2 separate regions of the Homo sapiens genome follow, and region 2 is linked to region 1. Evidence: chromatin loops called from intact Hi-C (ENCODE). Cell type or tissue: PC-9. All regions are shown on one strand. Links, peaks and the distances in the headings refer to the core of each region. The heading gives the core; the rest is flanking DNA.

Region 1 (5,380 bases), core at 93-5,092:
CTGTGACTCATACCTGTAGTCTCAGCACTTTGAAAGGCCGAGGCAGGCAGATCGCTTGAGCTCCAGAGTTCGAGACCAGCCTGGGCAACATGGCGACACCCCGTCTCTATAAATACAAAAAATTAACCGGACGTGATGCTGCGTACCTGTGGTCCCAGCTACTAGGGAGGCTGAGGCCAAAGAATGACTTGAGGCCCAGGAGGTTGAGGCTGCAGTGAACTGTGATGGTGCCACTGCACCCCACCCCTGGGCAACAGAACAAGACCCTGTCTCAAAAGAAACAAACCAAAAACACCTTCCTAGTAACATCTAGAATGGCGTTCGACCAAACCTCATGAAAAGTTTAATTCTCTAGTCTATTAGATGATCAGTTGGGGTTTCTTCTTATTGATCACCATTGGACTTTCAAGAGCCCCTCATCAAAATACATCTTTCCACCCAAGAACTCAACGATTTTGGGGCTGAAGCCCCATATCAGCTAGCATATTGGCAAACATTAACAGAAAGAGGAGAGGGGTATAAATAGGCCTAAAAACCATATGGCTGGCTTCATTTTGCCTTTTACCACACTGCGAGTTCTTAGAATGTGACACATGGATCTCCTTCCTCTCCCTCCATGGTCCAGCCTGACTAAAAAGAAGGCACTCCCTAAGTGTGTTTTTCCATTGCCTTGCCTTGAGTGGAGTGGCTCATCTTTTTTTTTTTTTTTTTTTTTTTTTTTTTTTGAGACGGAATTTCGCTCTTGTTGTCCTGGCTGCAGTGCAATGGTGTAATCTCCGCTCACGGCAACCTCTGCCTCCTGGGTTCAAGCGATTCTCCTGCCTCAGCCTCCCGAGTAGCTGGGATGACAGGCGTGCGCCACCACGCACGGTTAATTTTGTATTTTTAGTAGAGACGGGATTTCTCCATTTTGGTCAGGCTGGTCTTGAACTCCCAACCTCAGGTGATCCGCCCGCCTCAGCCTCCCAAAGTGCTGGGATTACAGGCGTGAGCCACTATGCCCGGCTGTGGTTCATCATCTTAATGAGGCTTTCTACTGAAATTCAATCCATATCCTCCGAGTTCCACTGACCTCCGCCCCCATGCCAGACAAGCATGGACAACTCTGGAAGCCTAGAAACTGGTGGATGGCCGATTCCCGGGGTGTTTCCTAGTGATCTCTGCCAGGAGCTTCTCTGTTGGTGCTGATAACAAATTAGCCAATGGATACAAACCTGTTTTGTAAACTGCCAGGTGTTGAAGATCAAACGGTGTCCTCTGAAATTCAGTTCTTCCTGCATACAGCGTCTGGATATCTTTGCTGGGGTGGGGAAGGTGGTGCATAGGGTTCAGAGGGGTGCAAGGATATGATGTACAAGTGACTTGCAATTTGGAAAATAAAAATACAGGGTGTCCAGTTAAATCCAATTTCACAGAAACAACAAATATGTACTTTGTATATTCCATGCAATATTTGGGACATGTTTATACTAAAAAGTATTTGTTGTTTCTCTGAAATTCAAATTTTGGCCGGGTTCAGTGGCTCGTGCCTGTAATCCCAACACTTTGGGAGGCTGAGGCAGGAGGATGACCTGAGGTCAGGAGTTCGGGACCAGCCTGGCCAACATGGTGAAACCCTGTCTCTACTAAAAATACAAAAATTAGCCGGGCACCTGTAATCCCAGCTACTCCGGAGGCTGAGGCAGGAGAATCACTTGAACCCGGGAGGCGGAGGTTACAGTCAGCCGAGATCACGCCACTGCACTCCAGCATGGGAGCAAGACTCCATCTTAAAAAAAGAAAAAAGAAAAGAAAAGGAAAAAGAAAAAAAAGGAAATTAATTGGACGTCCTGTATTTGGTCTTCTAACCCTAGTGTAGATTTAAACTAGAAAGGGCTTCCGATCTCTGTCTCCCGCCCCACCTAAGAGCTGTTCTAGGGTCCTTGTTATTGTTTTTGTTTTCTTTTTTAAAGACAGAGTTTCACCGTGTTGGCCAGGCTGGTCTCGAACTCATGACCTCAAGTAATCCGTCCGCCTCGACTTCCCAAAATGCTGGGATTACAGGCGTGAGCCACCGCGCCCGGCCCCGGTCCTTGTTACGGTTTAAAAAGCTGGACAAAGCCCGTGCGCCGAACGCTTTCGAGGACTTCTTTGGCCAAGAGGGGGCCCGGGCTGTCACCATTCCCGGCAAGCCCGCGACCAAGCAGGCAGCGGAGGCGGCGCAGGCCGAGAGCTCCCGCCCCTCTGACAGTGAGAGAAGGGTCGCAGCGCCCACGGCTGCCTAGAACCCGAAAGAAGAGGAGCGGGGTGCGGGGACACAGGGTTGCTCAAGAAAGTGAGCTATGCGCAGTGCTCCGGAAGAGCTTGTCTCAAACCAGGTCCCAAGTGAGGGCAGAGGCGTAACTTCGTACTGGGCAGTTTAAAAGGTAAGACATATGTCCCCAGTATCCTCCCTCCCAGGGGAAAATGACGATAAGGTTTCCCTTAACTGCCCCAGCCCGCGTGAGAACCCACAGGGTGTTGACCCTGTTAACTGCAGAAAGACCCTGTTAACTGCAGAAATCACATGTAGTGATGACTAACGCCTAAAACGGAAGCGCTGCCGAAACCCGGGATTGAACCAGGGACCTTTAGATCTTCAGTCTAACGCTCTCCCAACTGAGCTATTTCGGCTGCCGTGGAAGACGTTTTTCTTTTTTTCTACATAATTATAATAAAATAGTATTTGTTCCGTGGTAACAAAGATCATATGGATTCAGCTAGAGGTAGGCATTTTACAAATGTTACAAAGGTGATAAGGCAAGGCCCTTGTTTACAAACTGAAGTGATAAATCACTTTTCTCAGGGTTTTTTGTTGTTGTTGTTGTTTTAAGTTCCCTGCAATTTGCTTTTTTCATTTAAAAACATATTATGGACTTTTTTCATGGCAGTTATGTAGACCTATCATACTTTTTAATCCACGTTCGCCAGTATTGGATTGTATGGTTATAACATAATCTATGTAATCAAACTGACAACTATCAGCTTTTTTACCTTTTTCTATATCTCATTATTAAAAACAATACTGCCATAAATTTTTAAAATATACTTGTTTTTCTTGTGCAAAGGCAGATTTTGCAAGGTAGATATATATAAACATTGTGATTTTTACAGATATCTTCAGATTGAAATCCAGGATATATAGAAGAGGTAAGGAAGGCCATTTGTAAAGGCTTCAAATGTAGACTTTCAATGCTACCTCCACATGAGGTAAACATAGAGTCACTGTACAGTATTTGTTAAAAGCATTGATTTGCTAAACCTAGCATTAAAAATATACCTCAATTTTTGGAATACCATCTTGGCATTTTTCATTTTTAAATATATATAGTCAAAAAAAAGAATTAAGTCAGGCTTCCCTCAAACTCTAAGAAGCAAGTTGTGGTTTAATAATATCTCTAATATGCTGATTTTATTCCTCCTCCACCTCCCATTTCATAATTTTCATCTCTTGCATTTATTCACTGAAAAATGTTTTAGCCAGATGCGGTGTCTCTGGGAGGCCAAGGCAGGCGGATCACCTGAGGTCGGGAGTTCAAGACCAGCCTGACCAACATGGAGAAACCCCGTCTCTACTAAAAATACAAAATTAGCCGGGCGTGGTGGTGCACGCCTGTAATTCCAGCTGCTCGGGAGGCTGAAGCAGGAGACTCCCTTGAACCAGGGAGGTGGAGGTTGCAGTGGGCCGAGATTGCGCCATTGCACTCCAGCCTGAGCAACAACAGCAAAACTCCGTCTCAAAAAAAAAAAAGTTTTATATAAACTCCATAAGGCTGTTAGAATAATTCAATGCTTTGTATTCACTTGCTTCATAAATAAGGAGCCAGCATGGACTCATTACAATTTGAAATAAAAGCGCCATGACCTTAGTTTAGAATTTATAAACAATAGGCTTAAAATGGAGGATGAGTATAGACTGTCATTCTCAAGAAAGATTAAGAGTACATCTGAAATGAGATGTTTGTGGCTGTCACGCCTAAACTAGGTGACTTTACAGTTTTTTCAGACTCAAGAGCCTATCATTTGTTTAGCTTAAATTTCACCCTTTTGGTTTCCCTTGGTAGTTGAAGTACGAAAAATTCTAAAATGACCCACAAAACACCCTCCCAGCCCCACAAAACCCTGCATAATCCCTGGGACTATGAAATTCATCATATTAATTTATAACCTGTTATTAGGTGATATTATATAGTACAGGTTACTCTAAAATATGTGATTATCTGGGTGAGCCTGACCAATCACTTGAGCCCTTTAAAAGCAGAGGGTTTTTTCTAGCTGGTTGCAGAAAGGAGTCAGAGACTCAAAACACAAGACTTGAAGATGGAGGGGACCATGTGGCAAAAATATACGGGCAGTCTCTAGAAGTTGAGGGTGGTTCTCAGCTGACAGCCAGCAAGGAAATTGGTCTTCAGTTCTGCAACTGCAGGAAACCTAAGTTGGCCAAGAACAAGAATGAGTTTGGAAGCAGCTTTCCCCTCAGTGCCTCCAGATGAGAACTCAAGCTGGTCAACTCCTTGATTTCAGTCTTGTGACACCCTGAGTAGAGAACCCAGTCACATCATGTGGGACTTCTCATCTACAGATGAACGGATAAACCGTGAATGGATAGAACAGGTGTTGTTTTAAGCTACTGTTTATAGTAATTAGTTATGCAGCTATGGAAAATTAATACCGTAGTATAGACTTACCATAGGCTAGGTATATTAATGACAAAGAGTGGATTTAAGTCCTTTTCCGGTCACTTACTTGCCTATGTTCTTGAGTCATTTACTTGTCTATGCTTAAGTCGGTTTCTTTTCTTTTTTCTTTTTTCTTTTTTCTTTTTGAGACAGAGTCTTGCTTTGCTGCCCAGGCTGGAGTGCAGTGGCACGATCTCGGCTCACTGCAACCTCTGCCTCCCGGATTCAAGCGATTCTCCTGCCTCAGACTCCCGAGTAGCTGGGACTACAGGCGCCCACCACCACGCCCGGCTTGCTTATTCATTTATTTATTTATTTATTTATTTATTTATTTATTTATTTATTTATTTATTGAGACGGAGTCTCGCTCTGCCACCCAGGCTGGAGTGAAGTGGCAGGATCTCAGCTCACTGCAACCTCTGCCTCCTGGGTTCAAGCGATTCTTCTGTCTCAGCCTCCCGAGCAGCTGGGACTATAGGTGTGTGCTACCACGCCCAGCTAATTTTTGTATTTTTAGTAGAGACGGGATTTCACCATATTGGCCAGGCTGGTTTCGAACTCCTGACCTCGTGATCCACCCGCCTCGGCCTCCCAATGTGCTAGGATTACAGGCATGAGCCACCGCCCCTGGCCCTGGCTAATTTTTGTATTTTGAGTAGAGATGGGGTTTTGCCACACTGGCC
Region 2 (5,380 bases), core at 50-5,049, 210 kb after region 1:
GTGTCTGGGCTTCCTTACCTGTAAATTAGGATTGATAATGTAATTTCCCACAGGTGGGATCACCTGAGCCTAGGAGTTTGAGGCTGCAGTGAGCTATGATCATGCCACTGCATTCTAGCCTGGGCAACAGAGTGAGACCTTGTCCCCTAAAAAAAAAAAAAAAAAAAATTCACTGGTGATCCAGTGTTTAGGTAAGAAAAGAAAAAAACAATAAACAACAAAAATCCCCATTGAGTTGCATAAGGATTAAGAGGGACAGGCCAGGCGTGGTGGCTCACGCTTGTAATCCCAGCACTTTGGGGGGCCGAGGTGGGCGGATCACAAGGTCAAGAGTTTGAGACCAGCCTGGCCAACACAGTGAAACCCTGTCTGTACTAAACATACAAATATTAGCTGGGTGTGGTGGTGGGCACCTGTAATCCCAGCTACCCGAGAGGCTGAGGCAGGAGAATCGCTTGAACCCAGGAGGCGTAGGTTGCAGTGAGCCGAGATTGCGCCACTGCACTCCAGCCTGGGTGACAGCGGTAGACTCCGTCTCAAAAACAAACAACAACAACAAAAACCAAGAGGAATAATGTTTGTAACACAGCATAGCATCTGGCATATATGTGCTTAATGAATGATAATTCAAAAAACAAAAACAAAAAGCTCACTATTGTTGAAGTTTCTGCCACCATACTATGGTTTCTTAGGTTTTTAATTTCCCCTGGAAAGAAAACAAGAAGTATCGTGCTCTTTTTGCAGAGAGAATGTGATGCTTCCCATCCTCTAGACTGTGGATGTGGAAAAGTAACCCTCCAGTTTTTTTTCTGAAAGGAATGGAGTGGGGCATGACGGTTCGTGCCCATTTATCTGTTAGAGTAATAAACAGGAATTAAGAATAAACTTGAATGTGTGCTGGCCTGATTGGGAAGTTGGCTGTAAACTCTCCACAGATCCCCACCCTCCTCACAGGCGGGTCCATCAGAGTCATAGTGAGATCAAACAACACTTAGGCTTTGTGAGTCCAGTGTTACTCCAATTGTGGATCGTGGAAGGACAATATCCTTTCACTCCGTGATGGGGGTGGACTTAAGGAGATGTTTGAAGTCTTTCTAGCTCATCTCAGTCTGCCTTGGAGAACCAGATACATTAAAGAACTTCTTCCCTAAGATAAGGAATCTTTTCCAATAACTGTGTTCTCCTTTTTCTTCTGAGCCAGTCAGAGGGTCCCTGAGAGGACCCTCTTTGTTAGGTGTGAAGATGGTGGGCTTTGGCCTCTAAAACATGGTTTGAGTCCACTTTTCAAGCATTTCGTAGCAGTGTAACCTTGGTCAGGTTGCTTAACATCTCTTAGTTTTAATGTCCTGCTCTGGAAATTGGGAGTGTTAGTACTTACCTTTCAAGGATGCCATGAGGATCATATGAGATCACACATCTGGGAAGGATCGTCAGACATAAAAGCACTGGATGGGTGGTAGCTACTTCTGAAGAGGCTGTTGAAGATTTAACAAGACCTTCAGGGCTGCTGCATTGCTTATTTCTTTCTCTTTGTTATGTGTGTGTCTGTCATTTAGGGAAAAACCCCGTGAAACTTATATTTAGAGTGGAGAAGAGGGACAGCATGGGGAGGTGGAAAGAACATGATCTTTGAATTAAATTCCATATCTGCCACTAACTGTGTGATCTTGTTCACATTCCTTAACTGTTCCAAGTATCAGTGGGTTTATCTGTAAACTGGGGAGAAAAATATTCATGTCATAGATTTGGTAGAGATTAAAGGAGCTAATGCTCAGAAAGTACTTAGCATGGGGTTCAGCAGTGTTACTTTCCTCTTTTCTTGGATCTGATAGAGCACAGAGAGGATAAGGCCTTGGGGGAGTGGGGAGAAGTAAGAGGGAGTGGATCAAGTAGGCTCTGGCCCCACCTAACATGGTCTGAATCTCAGCTCTGCCCATTACCAGTGGTACAATTTTGGAAAAGTTAACTACTCTAAACCCCAGTTTTCTCTAAAAAGAGAATATTACCTGTTGGATTTTATGGATATAAAATGAGAAAGGGTATGGGTGCACCTATCACAGTGCCTGACATCTAGTACATATGTTCTTATCACCCTTCTGTCCCCCAGTGTACTTATGAATAAGTAGACCACAAAGTTTATTTTATAGAATGTGGTGTAGATATACTGTTGAAATTGGGATAAATTATGTTTCAGAGAATAGAGATTTGGGGAAATGAGAGATTGTCCCCCTCTATGTGACTGGTGATCATGCCCACTACACCCTGCAGGTTATATAACTAAGTCGCTTTCTTGGGAAAGCACTCTTGATAAAACTTACTGTTTGGACTGGTTCCAGGAGGTCATCCTTGGTTATTTGCTGAGAGCATGAATCACAGCTTAGTCATAGAGGTATTTGCAAGGTGCACATGAAGTCATAGGACCAGGGTGTTTTCAGAATGTGATTTGCACTGTCAGATTCCATTGTATCTTCTCTAGCTTCTTGATCGTTGGAAAAAAAGATTGGCCCTTGGGTTTTCAGGCCACTTTGGCTGATCAAGCCAGAGCCTGGTAAATGATAAACGCCACATTTTTGTCTAATTTGCAGTTGTCTATATTTTTCTTGGTTTGTTTGCTCAGTTGGCAGAAAGTAATGTTCAGATGAAACAGACCTGCCTTTGGAGGCAGAAACATTAGGGGTTTATTTTTCTGTATTCGTTTATCTATTCATCAAAGTATTTGAGCGCTTACTGTCTTCAAGATAGCATGTTAGGTGCTGGGGATCCAATGTTCTGTGACAGGATTCTCGCCCCCTGTTGTCTCCTTATCTGGTAAGGGTGATAGAAATTTTTAAAATGTTGTTATATGATAAGAAAAGTGTCAGTAAGGTACCATGGGAGCACAGAAGAGGAAGCGTTAAATTCTGCCTGCAGAGAGGAAGGTGAGGGAAGATTTCCCTGGTTCTTAACTAGACTTGTCATCAGAATCACCTGGGGAGTTTTTTGCACATACACATACCTGATTCTTAGGGACTGGAATGGCTCAGACTTTTGGATTTTTAGGAATGTCTTCCGGATAATTCTGTTGCCTACTGCAGCTATGCACCACTGCAAAGTGATGGGGAACCTTCGAGGATTTAAACAAGGAAGTGATGGGCTCAGAGTGTGTTTTAGAAAATTCACTCCGATGGCAGTTTGTGGAGGGTGCGAAAGACCTGAAATGGAAAGACCAGCAAGCCAGCGATGGAGCCTTGACCTGAATCTGTGATCCTGAGCAGCAGTGTAGCCTATCATTTAGGGATGCTTTTGACTAACTGTGGCTTAAGCAACAAAGATATGTAATTATTTTGCATATGAAGTAGTTTGGGGTTAGGGATGGTGCCGTTTAAAGGTCAGCTTGGGGTTCTAGGTCAGCATCACTGTGATCCTCTTGGCTTTTCTCTTAGGATTGTGAGAGAGAGAGTCTGTTCTGTGATTATCTATTGTTATATCACAGCATAGCCCCAATATTTAGTGGTATAAAACAACTGTTTGTTTTGCTGACAGATTCTGTGGAGTAGGAATTCAAACAGGGCAAAGTGGGTCCGGATTACTTCTGCTCTACAATTTCTGGGGCTTTTATTGGGAAGACTTGAACAACTGCAGGCTAGAATCTTGTAGAGGCTTTTAAAATTTTACTGTCTGGTGCCTTTACTGGGGTGGCTCAAGGGAAAAGCTCAGCAGAGACTGTCAGTCAGAGCACCTACACTTGGCTTCTTTCTGTGGCTTGGGCTTCTCGTAGCTGGCCCACTTAGGGCTATTGAACTTGTTACATAGAAGCTCAGGGATGCAAGGCAAGTGTTCCAGCTACAGAAGTTACATAGCACATCACTTCTGCTTGGCTCTGTTACTGAAGCAGTCACAAGCCTGCCAGATTAAAAGAGCGGTACATAGGTCCCACCTGCCTGTGTTTTGAAACCACCAGAGTCAGAGCTCTATTTGGCATCACCCTGTGACAGCGTTGCAAGCATTAAGAAAGGGTGCAGCTAGAAAAGTCCAAAGGTCCTTTCATCAGAGAGGAAAACTGCCCAGATCCTCCAATCTGACTTCCCTTGTGGCCTCCTGGATAGCACTGGGTCACATGGTGTGGGCCTCCTTAGCTGGAAGGGACACCAGGAAAGTGAGTACTCAGCAAAGGGACAGGATTGCCAGGATTGCCATCAAACACATCATGATTCATCCTCTGGGGCTGGCAATGCCACTACCCAAACAAAGTCAGATTTCTGTTAAAAAGAAAGAGAGGGAAGGGGCCAGGGAATGGCTGTTTGTTGGGTCAGTGAAAATGCGTTGTCACAGATGGCAGTGTGAGGTGCAAAAAGCCTTCTGTGATCAAATATGTTTGAGAAATGCTTCCTGCTTCTTTCTTCTCTTGGAAACTTAAAATGCACGTTAACTTATTGAAAGCTCTAAGAAGTCCTGTAATAAATCAGCTTAACTTGGCTATCCTAGCATTTAATTTTTCAGAGCAACACTTTCTAACATGGAACTTCTATTAATAAGGATGAAAGTTTTCTTTTCTTTTCCTTTTTTTTTTTTTTTTTTTGGGGATGAAGTTTCGCTCTTGTCGCCCAGGCTGGAATGCAACAGTGTGATCTCGGCTCACTGCAGCCTCCGCCTCCTCCTGGGTTCAAGCGATTTTCCTGCCTCAGCCTCCCAAGTAGCTGGGATTACAGGCATCCACAACAATGCCCAGCTAATTTTTGTATTTTTAGTAGAGACGGGGTTTCACCATGTTGGTCAGGCTGGTCTGGAACTCCTGATCTCAGGTGATCTGCCCGCCTTGGCCTCCCAAAGTGTTGGGATTATAGGTGTGAGGCACCACGCTGGCCAAAAATTTACTTTTTTGAATGCTGTCTTAGTTTGGGCTGCTATGAGAAAGTACCGTAGACTGAATGGCTTATAAACAATAAGAATGTGTTTCCTACAGTTCTGGAGGCTGAAAGTCCGAGACCAGGATTCCAGCATGATCGGGTTCTGGTGAGGACCCTCTTCTGGGTTGTGGACTGCCACCTTGCTGTATCTGTATCCTTACAGGGTGGAAAGAGCAAGCTAGCTCTTTGGCCTCTGCTTATAAGTGCACAAAACACAGTCATGAGGGCTCCACCCTTACAACCTAAATGCCTTCCAAAGGTCCCATCTCCCTCTAAGTACCATCCCATTGGGGATTAGGCATCAACATATTAATTTTGGGAGAGCACATTCAGTCCATAAGAAGTATGCATTTGTAGTGGTATAACAGACCATTTGTAGTGATATAAGAAGCATACTTGTCTCCTGCAGTTACTTATATTCATTTATTTATTCAGCAAATGTCTACTGAGTAACCCACATGCTTGACAGTGATGAATATCAAGTAGTCTAAGTT

The links. A loop is a pair of places that touch in the nucleus more often than their neighbours do. Peaks named below come from ENCODE experiments on the same cell type or tissue, not always from the same donor. Only the 100,000 strongest peaks of a DNase experiment are listed, where the experiment ranks them.
Region 2: it touches region 1 in a loop (2.9-fold over the local background); 3 of 110 quality-filtered maps call a loop at or near these places.

What each region holds. Positions count from the first base shown.
Region 1 is chr11:59,563,801-59,569,180 of GRCh38, forward strand. LINC02739 (long intergenic non-protein coding RNA 2739) reads right to left here and starts at 2,330. Exons shown (of 5, transcript NR_187292.1): 1 at 1,215-2,330. It overlaps TRF-GAA2-1 (tRNA-Phe (anticodon GAA) 2-1), which reads right to left and starts at 2,652; the gene lies at 2,580-2,652. RefSeq lists enhancers at 1,624-2,125, 1,971-2,150, 2,126-2,625. In PC-9, for the core only: a CTCF peak has its summit at 2,040; a DNase peak (open chromatin) is centred at 2,461; H3K4me3 peaks cover 1,962 bases; H3K27ac peaks cover 1,875 bases.
Region 2 is chr11:59,774,293-59,779,672 of GRCh38, forward strand. All of the region lies in intron 2 of STX3 (syntaxin 3), which reads left to right. Among named protein-coding and RNA genes, the nearest start is that of STX3, 22 kb to the left of the region's middle. In PC-9, for the core only: no CTCF peak of the experiment used is centred there; DNase peaks (open chromatin) are centred at 2,369, 2,989 and 4,144; H3K27ac peaks cover 523 bases.